2 separate regions of the Homo sapiens genome follow, and region 2 is linked to region 1. The links are chromatin loops, found by intact Hi-C in ENCODE. Cell type or tissue: endothelial cell of umbilical vein. All regions are shown on one strand. Links, peaks and the distances in the headings refer to the core of each region. The heading gives the core; the rest is flanking DNA.

Evidence for each region. A loop is a pair of places that touch in the nucleus more often than their neighbours do. Peaks named below come from ENCODE experiments on the same cell type or tissue, not always from the same donor. Only the 100,000 strongest peaks of a DNase experiment are listed, where the experiment ranks them.
Region 2: it touches region 1 in a loop (4-fold over the local background); 1 of 110 quality-filtered maps calls a loop at or near these places.

The regions. Positions count from the first base shown.
Region 1 is chr5:32,596,954-32,602,340 of GRCh38, forward strand. It overlaps SUB1 (SUB1 regulator of transcription), which reads left to right. Exons shown (of 5, transcript NM_006713.4): 4 at 2,008-2,116; 5 at 4,052-5,387. The coding sequence ends at 4,131. Among named protein-coding and RNA genes, the nearest start is that of SUB1, 14 kb to the left of the region's middle. In endothelial cell of umbilical vein, for the core only: no CTCF peak of the experiment used is centred there; DNase peaks (open chromatin) are centred at 478 and 3,318; H3K27ac peaks cover 1,855 bases.
Region 2 is chr5:33,367,695-33,373,081 of GRCh38, forward strand. No RefSeq gene overlaps it. Among named protein-coding and RNA genes, the nearest start is that of TARS1-DT, 70 kb to the right of the region's middle. In endothelial cell of umbilical vein, for the core only: no CTCF peak of the experiment used is centred there; a DNase peak (open chromatin) is centred at 2,427; H3K27ac peaks cover 1,328 bases.

The DNA of each region.
Region 1 (5,387 bases), core at 388-5,387:
AGTGAGGTGCATTAAAGATGTTATTTGAAGTGAACATGAAAAGGAAAAACTTGGTTGTTATTGACTGGAACTCTGGATTCGTATATTCAGAATGGTTGGTGAAGCAGTGTAGCTAGTTGCATCTGTGGATTCCTCTTGGTTGTAGTTTGTACTGCAAAATATTGCTTCCTAATGATTTTTTTTTTTGCTGGTAAAAACCATAAAAGTATATTCACATTGTTGTGAAACAGATTGCCGAAACTGTTTCATCTTGCAAAACTGAACCTCTGTGGCCATTAAACAACAGTTCCCCTTCTCCCAGCCCTGGTAACCACCATTCTACTTTTTGTTCCTGTGAACTTGACATCATGTAAGTGGAATCATAAAGTATTACCTTTTTCCTTTTTATGACTGGCTTATTTCATTGACGTAGTATGTAACAGGATTTCCTTTTTTAAAAGCTAATTGATATTCCATTGTGTGTCTATTCCACCCCCCCTCTCCCATTTTGTTTATCAGTTCATCTCTGGGTGGATATTTGTGTTGTTTCCACTTCTTGGCTCTTGTGAATAATGCTGCTATGAACATGGGTGTGCAGATGTCTCTTGGAGTCTGTGCTTTCAATTTTTTGGGATATATATTCAGAAGTAGGATTGCTGGATCATATGATAGTTTAAACAGCAATTTCCTTTGGTTGCAGTTTTGATACTGAGAGTAGTACAGTTGACCCTTGAACAATGCAGGGTCAAAATGCAAGGCACCAACCCCTGTGCAGTTGAAAATCTGGTTATAACTTTTGACTTTGTCAAAACTGCTAAGTATAGCCTACTGTTGACTGGTAGCCTTAACAGTAACATAAACAGTTAACATATATTTGTATGTTATATGTATTATATACTGTATTCTTACAATAAAGTAAGCTAGAGAAAAGAAAATATTACTAAGAAAATCATAAGGGAGAAAAATTACATTTTACTGTACTGTATGGTGTTTATCAATAACATTAGTTTACGTTGTCTGTTTATAAGATATGTCATCTGTTAATAAAATATGTCATCTGTTAGAAATTGTAGGCAACCACAGCTGCAGATTTCAGTCCGTGGTACATATCAAGCAATTCAACTTTTTTATTTTTATTTTTATTTTTATTTTTTTGCATTTTAAAATTAAAGACAGGATCTTGCTGTGTTGCCCAGATTGGATTCAAGCTCCTGGGCTCAAGTGATCCTCCGGCCTCAGCCTCCTGAGTAGCTGGGATCATAGGCATGCACCACTGCTTCTGGCAGTTTTTTTCTTGTGATGTCATGCCTTCTCTCTGCTTCTTGGGAGCACTTTCAGCATCACTAGGGGCACTTTGTATAGGACTCATGGTGTTATTTAAAGTTTATGGTATTGCAGTAATCATGATGAAAAATAATGTGAAAACCGTGAGAGATCACTTTTTACTGCAATACGCAATTTGTTGGAGACATGAACTGCTCAGCAGAGATGATTAGCATCACATGGTGTTTTACACAAGGTGTTTTAAGCAGATACTTGTAACATTTGAGTACACTGAGATAACAGGAAGTGGCTATGAAGTTAACACTAGTACACTACTGTAGTTAATTTTATGCAGTTATGAATTAATACTCCATCTTTGTTTACATTTCTCTCTAACTTCATATAATAGATTTGTATGTTTTATGATAGTAAGTGATAAAATAACCTCATATCTAGGTATGTTTTATGCATTCATGACATACCTAACTTTTTCTTAATGTTTTCGTTATTTCTAGGCTATGCAGTTGTTCTGTGAGTTTTTTCAAATTGTCAAGTCTGCAAAAATTTTTCCAGTATATTTATTGAAAAAAATATGCATATAAGTGGGACCTGCACAGTTCAGAGCCATGTTGTTCAAGGGTCAGCAGTAGTCATTTTCATGATTAGATGTAGAGTGAGCATGCAGCAAGTTGTGAATATGAATACAATTGAAACAGATACCACTCTTGAAAGGAGCACCTCTTTTTATGTTTGTTTCTTTTGCAGATTGGGAAAATGAGGTACGTTAGTGTTCGCGATTTTAAAGGCAAAGTGCTAATTGATATTAGAGAATATTGGATGGATCCTGAAGGTGAAATGAAACCAGGAAGAAAAGGTGAGGTCTAATTACTTGAATTTTATTACAGTGTTAGGACTAAACGACAACTTTTCTGAGTAGCTTACTTGAAATGTTGGCAGGACACACGGGGCAAGGAAGAGTCTTACTCAATTGATTCTCTATCTTCTGTAGTTATTTTGGACATGATACTTAACATTTTTTTAATGAGATGTCTTAATACAGCTTTTGGGAATAAAACCCAGAAAAGTAACACCCCTAATATCACTTCAGTTGGCTGCTAATTTACTTGAACAATTTTTAAAAAGGTTTATGCAATTCTGAAGCAGATTAGGCACTATCTGGGAACTTGTAAAATCAGGAATGGAAAATCTTGGTTTACAATGCTTCCTTTTGATTCAGCTCCTAAAAGCTATTCTTTAGGGCATTACTCTTCAAGCGGATCTCTGCTTTCCTTCCATTTGTGCTTCATCCAGTCCCAAGCCTCTTAGCATTGTAGAAACATATTTTGTATAATTCACCAAACAGCTAGAGAAGGTGAGCCAACCTAAATTTGTATATTTGGATTGCTGCTCTAGGTTGACCCTCAGCTAAAGAAAAATGCTTCCTTATTTAGTTTTATTCTGCCTGCCTGTTAGTTTGAAAGGTACCACTTGTTTGCTTCATGCAGTTTTTTTTTTTTTGGTTAAACTCAGCCTCTATATGTGTTTATATGCTTTCATATTTTCTTCAAGTCACTTCTGGATTGGTAATTCACGTACCAGAGTGGCCGATGCCATATTTCTTGTTTATTCTTTTTTTTCAATTTCATGGCCTTCCAGCAGTTTTCTGGGAATACTTTCTGCCAGTTCTTGTTTACTTCTCTGTTTATATGCGTCGGTATTGGAATGCTAGAACGTTAAAGTACAAAATATAGAAAATATAAAATTTCTGTTCATACTTTTACATCTTAAACTGGAAAGACATATCTCACATTTTTTAACCATTTATGTGTTAGGTGATATGCTAAGTTCATTATTCATGTTACTTAATCATTTACAACAACTCTTTGGCGTATAGATGCCATTTTACTGGTGAGGAAACTAAGGCTTACAAGGTGATGTAGTTCTTTTTTAAGGGTCATACACTTAGTGAAAGTGAGGCTGGAATTTTAACCCTGATAGGGTGACCCTAGAGTGCAGTTACCCGGGTATACTCTCTGAGGAGTCCTGTATGAATCACGTCCTGGGAATTTTTCCAAAGTGAAATGAATGCTTCTGGAAGAACTCAGCACAATTGGCTTGAATTCCTGTGGAAATTTTGGGCAAATATTGGAACCAGCTGGAAATATAGTAATGGGGTATCACATGCCAAATCTGGACCTGACCATTTTAGCCTGATAGTTGACGGGTATTAGTAAGATGTGTCTTCAAACCCTTATTTATTCTCATTGGTTACAATAGGTACTATGCAGGATGCACTGTGGAAAGTAAGACTGGATATGAGATTGATAATGCTCAGTAAATTGTGATGATATGTAATTAACAAATGTAAGAGATATGATTTTCAGTATTGTAGCATTGTGTCCAAGTGGCAATTTTTTTTTTTTTTTTAGATGGAGTCTTGCTCTCTTGCCCAGGCTGGAGTGCAGTGGCATGATCTTGGCTCACTGTAACTTCCACCTCCCAGGTTCGAGCAATTCTCCTGTCTCAGCCTCTTGAGTAGCTGGGATTACAGGTGCCCACCACCATGCCCGGCTAATTTTTGTATTTTTAGTAGAGATGGGGTTTCACCATGTTGGGCCAGGCTGGTCTTGAACTCCTGACCTCAAGTGATCCACCCGCCTTGGCCTCCCAAAGTGCTGGGATTACAGGTGTGAGCCACCGCGCCCAGCCTAAAGTGGCAATTTTGATAAAACAGTATTCTAGTTGGAAGTATGAAAATCCTCAACGCTTAAATAGATTTTCACCTTTGAATTTTTAAACTTTGTTTTAGGTATTTCTTTAAATCCAGAACAATGGAGCCAGCTGAAGGAACAGATTTCTGACATTGATGATGCAGTAAGAAAACTGTAAAATTCGAGCCATATAAATAAAACCTGTACTGTTCTAGTTGTTTTAATCTGTCTTTTTACATTGGCTTTTGTTTTCTAAATGTTCTCCAAGCTATTGTATGTTTGGATTGCAGAAGAATTTGTAAGATGAATACTTTTTTTTAATGTGCATTATTAAAAATATTGAGTGAAGCTAATTGTCAACTTTATTAAGGATTACTTTGTCTGCCCACCACCTAGTGTAAAATAAAATCAAGTAATACAATCTTAACTGTTGTGGCCTTTTTTGATCATAAGAGTTGGTACTGTTTAAGGCCAAAAGTAACAGTTTTTATAGATCTTTTAGTTTCAACTCAGCTTTTACAATAAAAAGGATTTGTATTGCATTGAGTTTATAAACTTTTGGTTTGTGAACTTCATATTTGATCTTTTCTCTTCCAATCAAATGTCTAGGCTTGTTTGACTTCCACCCCCAATGGTTTTTCACTCTTTTTATTTACTTCATTTTCCTTTAATAACTTAATCTCTTCATGTTCAGTTTTTACTTCACTCTTTATTCTTTTCTTTGATTATGGTATGCTTATTTGGAAAGTCAGTGAAACTGTCAAAATGTTATCTCAATAAGATACTTATATGAGAACTACAATCACCGAATCTACTGTATTCAATATTAGCAGATCTAATTTGATAAACAACATGGCTTGTGTGAAAACTGAGCAGGTGTTTGTTTACCCATAGTGTTCTGTGTAGTTATTGCTTAGTCTGCAGAAAATAATGACTTAGATGAGATGTCTGACTTGCTTTCACTTATTAAACATGTTCACCATGGGATGATGTCTGTAACATCAGATATTGTTCAACTAGACTAGGATTTAATAAAAATTGTGAAAGCTTACTGGCCTAACATTTTATTTTATAATATTGGGTATGAATTATATGTAGCCAGAGATGTCATTAAGCTTTACTGTTATAGTAGGTAATATGGTTAGTTTGTAGGGAAAAGAGCATATGAGCACATGCTTGTGTATTTTGGCCTTTGCCCCAGTAGAACAGACCAATGGCATTCTAGACTTGATGATACTAAGTTTTAGCAGACACTAGTAAGTGGTTTGTATTTAACCATACTGATGAAGCAGACAGATTGAGGCACAGATTTTAGTGGCTTTGTGGCAATAAATAGGGCATGGTGTGCCTTAGGAAAAGAATGTTTATAAAGGGAATTATAACTGAAATTAAAGGAGGCGGCAGTGAAGAGGAAATAATTCTCTTCTATCTAAA
Region 2 (5,387 bases), core at 301-5,300, 770 kb after region 1:
TTTTCAATTTACCTTGTCTAGATCCATCAGATAAATCACTATCTATGACAGCTATAGCCTTATGAAATGTGTTTCTTAAATAATGAGTCTTGAGAATCAAAACTACTCCTTGATCCATGGTTGCAGAATGAATGTTGAGTTACCAAGTATGAAGACAACATTAATCTCCTTGTGTATCTTCATCAGAGCTCTTGGGTGACCAGGTGCATTGTCAATGAGAAGTAATATTTTGAAAGAAATGTTTTCTTCTGAGCAGTAACTTTCAGCAGTGGGCTTAAAATATTCAGTAACCATGCTGTAAACAGATGTGCTGTCATCTAGGCTTTGTTGTTCTATTCATAGAGCACAGGCAAAATAGATTTAGCCTTAGGATTTTCAGAATGGTAAATGAGCATTGGCTTCAACTTCAAGTCACCAGCTGTATTAGCCCCTAACAAGAGAGTTAGCCTGTCCTTTGAAACTTTGCAGCCAGGCGGTGACTTCTCTCTAGCTATGAAAGTCCTAGATGGCACCTTCTTCCAATATGAGGCTGTTTCACCTACATTGAAAATGTAGTTTAGCCACCCTCAACAATGATCTTAGCTAGATCTTCTGGATAACTTGCTGAAGCACGTACATTAGCACTTGCTGCTTCAACTTGCATTTCTATTTTATAAAAAATGGCTTCTTAAACCTCTGAATCAACCTCTGCTACCTTCCAACTTTCCTTCTGAAGCTTCTTTACTTCTCTCAAATTTCATAGACTTGAAGAGAGTTAGGGATTTGCTCTGGATTAGGCTTTGGCTTAAGGAAATGTGTGGCTGGTTTCATCTTCTATCCAGACCACTCAACCTTTCTCCATATCAGCAAGAAGGTTATTTTGCTTTCTTATCATTCATGCGTTCACCGGAGTAGCACTTTAAATTTCCTTCAAGAACTTTTCCTTTGCATTCACAACTTGGCTAACTGTTTGGTGCAAGAAGCCTGGCTTTTAACCTGTTTCAGCTTTCAATATGCCTTCCTCACAAAGCTTAGTAATTTCTAGTTTTTTATTTAAAGTTAGAGACATGCAATTCTTCCTTTCATGTGAACACTTAGAGGCCATTGTAGGGTTATTAATTGGCCTAATTTCAACATTGCTGTCTCTCAAGGAATAGGGAGGCCTGAGGAGAGGGAGAGAGAAAGGAAACAGTCAGTCAGTGGGGCAGTCAGAACCCACACATTTATTAAGTTTGCTATTTTATAGGGGCATGGTTTGTGGCACCCCAAAACAATTACAATAATAATATCAATGATCACTGATTATGGATCGCCATGACAGACATAATAATCATTAAAAAGTTTAAAATATTGCAAGAATTACCAAAATGTGATACAGAGACATGAAGTGAGCACATGCTATTGGAAAAGTGGCACCACAGACTTCCTTGATGCAGGGTTGTCACAAACCCTCAATTTGTAAAAAACACAGTATCTTCAATGCACAATAAAATGAGGTATTCCTATGTACATTCTCTAAAATTCATCAAATTGTACACTTAAGATCTATGCATTCAATCGTTTGTAAATATTACCTCAAATTTAAAAAAAGCTACTTCTACATACATATATTTCTCTGGTTTCTCAACACTGTTAACTACAGCACATAGATATTTCTTAAGAGTTGAGAAAATTGAAAGTTCTAAGAGGGCATGTTCACTGATACATGGCAAAGCTAATGCTAGAAGTAGGTCTCTTGATTTCTCGTCCAACATGACTTCAAATACAAGAGTAAACTGAGACAACATAAAGCACAAATATTACTGAAAAAAGAGAGGAGGCAACAGAAGAATTGCTAGCCTTGTTTGAAGAAAATATGGAGGAGATAGAGAGCATCACAGGACAGAAGGCTATGTGGGTGAAGTGGGAGTTATCCAAGTCCATTGCTAATATGCTCTGACTTACTTAATGCAGGTGGCATCTGCTCCTCTCTGCCAAAATGTCTCAAGCTATTGAGAGCAAGAACCATATTGTTCTGACTCTTTAATCAGGTCCCATAGCAACGGCATGCAGTAAACTCCAGGCATAAATACTGTCACTTCAGCTTTTCCTCTGGGTCATCAAATTCTGCTTCTTTATCACTTCTCTCAACCCCTTCCCAATGAGGAAGGGACACTGTTAAGTCTCCCTTGGATAAAATCTGAGCCACTTGACTCTACTTTTCCTAATGGCAGATGCCTTGAAACCAGGAGAAGCATAAAAAACTTTGGGCTTTCTGTGGGATAGGGTGAGTGTTTAGTGATTAAAATAAAAGTCCATTGTGCTTTATTCTTCCCTCCAGATCTTATCAACATGGAAAATAATGCCCTTTACACAATGGCAAGGAAAAGTACAATGTGGTCTTTAATCTGTCCTTCATGTAAACACATGAGCCATTCGGCACCAAGTAAGCAAAGAGCAGTTTTATTAAGTGGGCAAGGGGGTGGGGGGTGCGGGGGGGATCCTGTCACTTTCACACAATGCATCAGAGCTGGGCTGTGTAATGTCACTATAGTCTTAAGGTAGAACTACCCACTAAGGAGTTCTAAACTGCTCCTGTTTTTATTGGCTTGGATAGCCTGTGGTTTAACTGCACGTAGCTGAGTGACTCAGTAGAGTTCATTGACGTACACTACCCTCATTATCTACAATGCACTAGCTTTTAGGACTGGAAGGTTCCTTAAAGATCCAGGGTGTGGGGAGTGGCAGATGGAGTGGGGAAGGGTCAAAGGTGAGGAGTGGTCCAGTTTCACTACAGATCTGTCAGAGCTTGTGACCTGCATCTTTCCTGTGGATCTTAATATACCATTGAGTCTTTGATTATTTCCTGTTCTGTTAGTCTCTAATTGCTCCATCCGTGGTGGCTTTGCTTGCCTAACTACATCAAAAGCTCCCAGGAGGAGATCTTATTATAGTGCTAGGCCACAGCAGACAGTAACTACATGCCTTTCTCACAATTCTCATGTCTGGCACCTACTATGTGCCAGACAATGGATTCTTACAATTACCCTATGAGAGAGGCACTATAATCCTCACCTTACAAATAAGAAAGCCAAGGCTAACAAACTAGGACATGGCAGAGCTAAGATTCTATCTCACGTCTAACTTAAAATCCCATGGACTTTTCATTAATCCATTTCATTAATCATGACATTTCCATTATAAGAAAACTTTTTGTAGCTACCATTACCTATGTAACTCTCAAACTTTAGTAACTGCTTCCTATTACATTAAATTAAAACTTTCCAAGCTACCTTTTTGCATTATTTATCTTAGCCATTCTTTAAAAATTAGGAATTGTCGGCCGAGTGTGGTGGTTCATGCTTGTAATCCCAGCACTTTGGGAGGCCGAGGCTGGTGGATCACCAAGTCAGGAGTTTGAGACCAGCCTGGCCAACACAGTGAAATCCCGTCTCTACTAAAAATACAAAAATTAGCTGGGCGTGGTGGCAGGCACCTATAATCCCAGCTACTTAGGAGGCTGAGGAAGGAGAATTATTTGAACCCAGGAGGTGGAGGTTGCAGTGAGCCGAGATGGCGCCACTGCACTCCAGCCTGGGTGACAGAGCTAGACTCCATTTCAAAAAAAAAAAAAAAAAGGGAATTGTCCCAATGACCAATGGTTGGGATTTTTTACTTGTCCTGCTGGATCCATTTTCTCCATTTTTCACCCAGCTCTGTCCCCTGAAAGTCCAGGCCTTTATGAACATCATTCAGTTCTCTTCCCTCTGGATTTCACTTGGGTTTAGCCAATGGGAGGCACTGGATGGAGGTCAAGGAAGGGAAGAGAGTGATGATGATGACAATGTTTTTTCTTGATTTTATAATTCTGACATGACTAGACACTGCAGAGCTTCATTGGCTTGGCTGGGATCCTCTACAATGGCCACAGCACCTATCCTGTGGTTGTCTTCTAGAACCATGGCTATTCTCTTTAAGGCCAAACTTCTCCCTTCAGTTGCCCATTCAGTTTTAGGGGTACCAACTTCTAACTCACTGTTGCAAACCCCAGGGTGCTTCACCATTCCTTGTTACTTTCCCTTATAACCAAGTTACAACTATGTAAATAGTCCCTAGGTTGAACTTTCCTTGTTCAAAGTGGAAATTGTTCCATTTGATGATCTCACTTATTTCCCGCAGGGACTCAGATTGCTACAACCTGAGCTCTGAAATCTGTTTTAAATCACTGATGAAATGTAAAATGTCTTTTCTGTATACATTTACACATTAATTCCACAAATATGTATTGAGCAACTATTGTGTGCCACATACTGGGGAGCAGATGTGGCCACTGCTCTCCTAGAGCACATAATATAGTAGGGTAGATAGATATAAATGGGTAATCATACACACTAATGAAAAACTACAATTGTGCCATGCGCTTTGAAGGAAATGCACATGGCCCATTGAGAGCTTATGATGGGAGTCAATCTAGTCAGGGAGATCAGAAAAGGCTGGTATGAAAAAGAAAAACTTGAACAGATATCAAAAGGACAAACAGTTGTTTATTGGGCATAGAAGGAAAGAAAGATCATTCCAGGCAGAAACGAATGGTTGATAAAAGCCAGTACACAGGAACAGAGAAAGCAGGAGGGCACTTGAGGAAAAATGAAGCTGAAGAGGCTTTGTAGACCATATTAAAAATCTGTCTTTTTTTTTTTAGATGGACTTCCGCTCTTTTGCCCAGGCTGGAGTGAAGAGGCACAATCTTGGCTCACTGCAACCTCTGCCTCCCAGGTTCAAGCAATTCTCCTGCCTCAGCCTCCCAAGTAGCTGAGATTACAGGCACCCGCCACCATGCCTGACTAATTTTGTATTTTTAGTAGAAACGGGGTTTTGCCGTGTTGGCCAGGTTGGTCTAGAACTCTTGACCTCAGGTAATACACCCTCCTCGGCCTCCCAAAGTTTTATGATTACAGGCGTGAGCCACCACGCCTGGCCTAAAAATCTGTCTTTATCTTCTAGTTGCAATGTGAAGATTGAATTGGAAGGCCAGAGTGAATAAACATAGACCAGATGGGAATTTATTACTGGAGTAGACAAAGTGAAAAGTGATCAGATGATTGTGGAGAAGATGGAAAGAAACTGACAGTTTTGTCCCTCCCTGGGCGATGTGCCTCTCCCTTATTCTTTATGTGTATTATACAATTGTCTTAGGACAATGAATGCCCAACAAATGGGAAAATGCTGTCTTCTCATAGTGGGATGGGAGTCAAGAAACACTACTCGGCCAAGTGTGGTGATTCATGTCTGTAGTCCCAGCACTTCGGGAGGCCAAGGCCAGCGGATCACTTGAGGTCACAAGTTCAAGACCAGCCTGGCCAACATGGTGAAACTCCATCTCTACTAAAAATACAAAAATTAGCCATGGCACATACCTGTAATCTGAG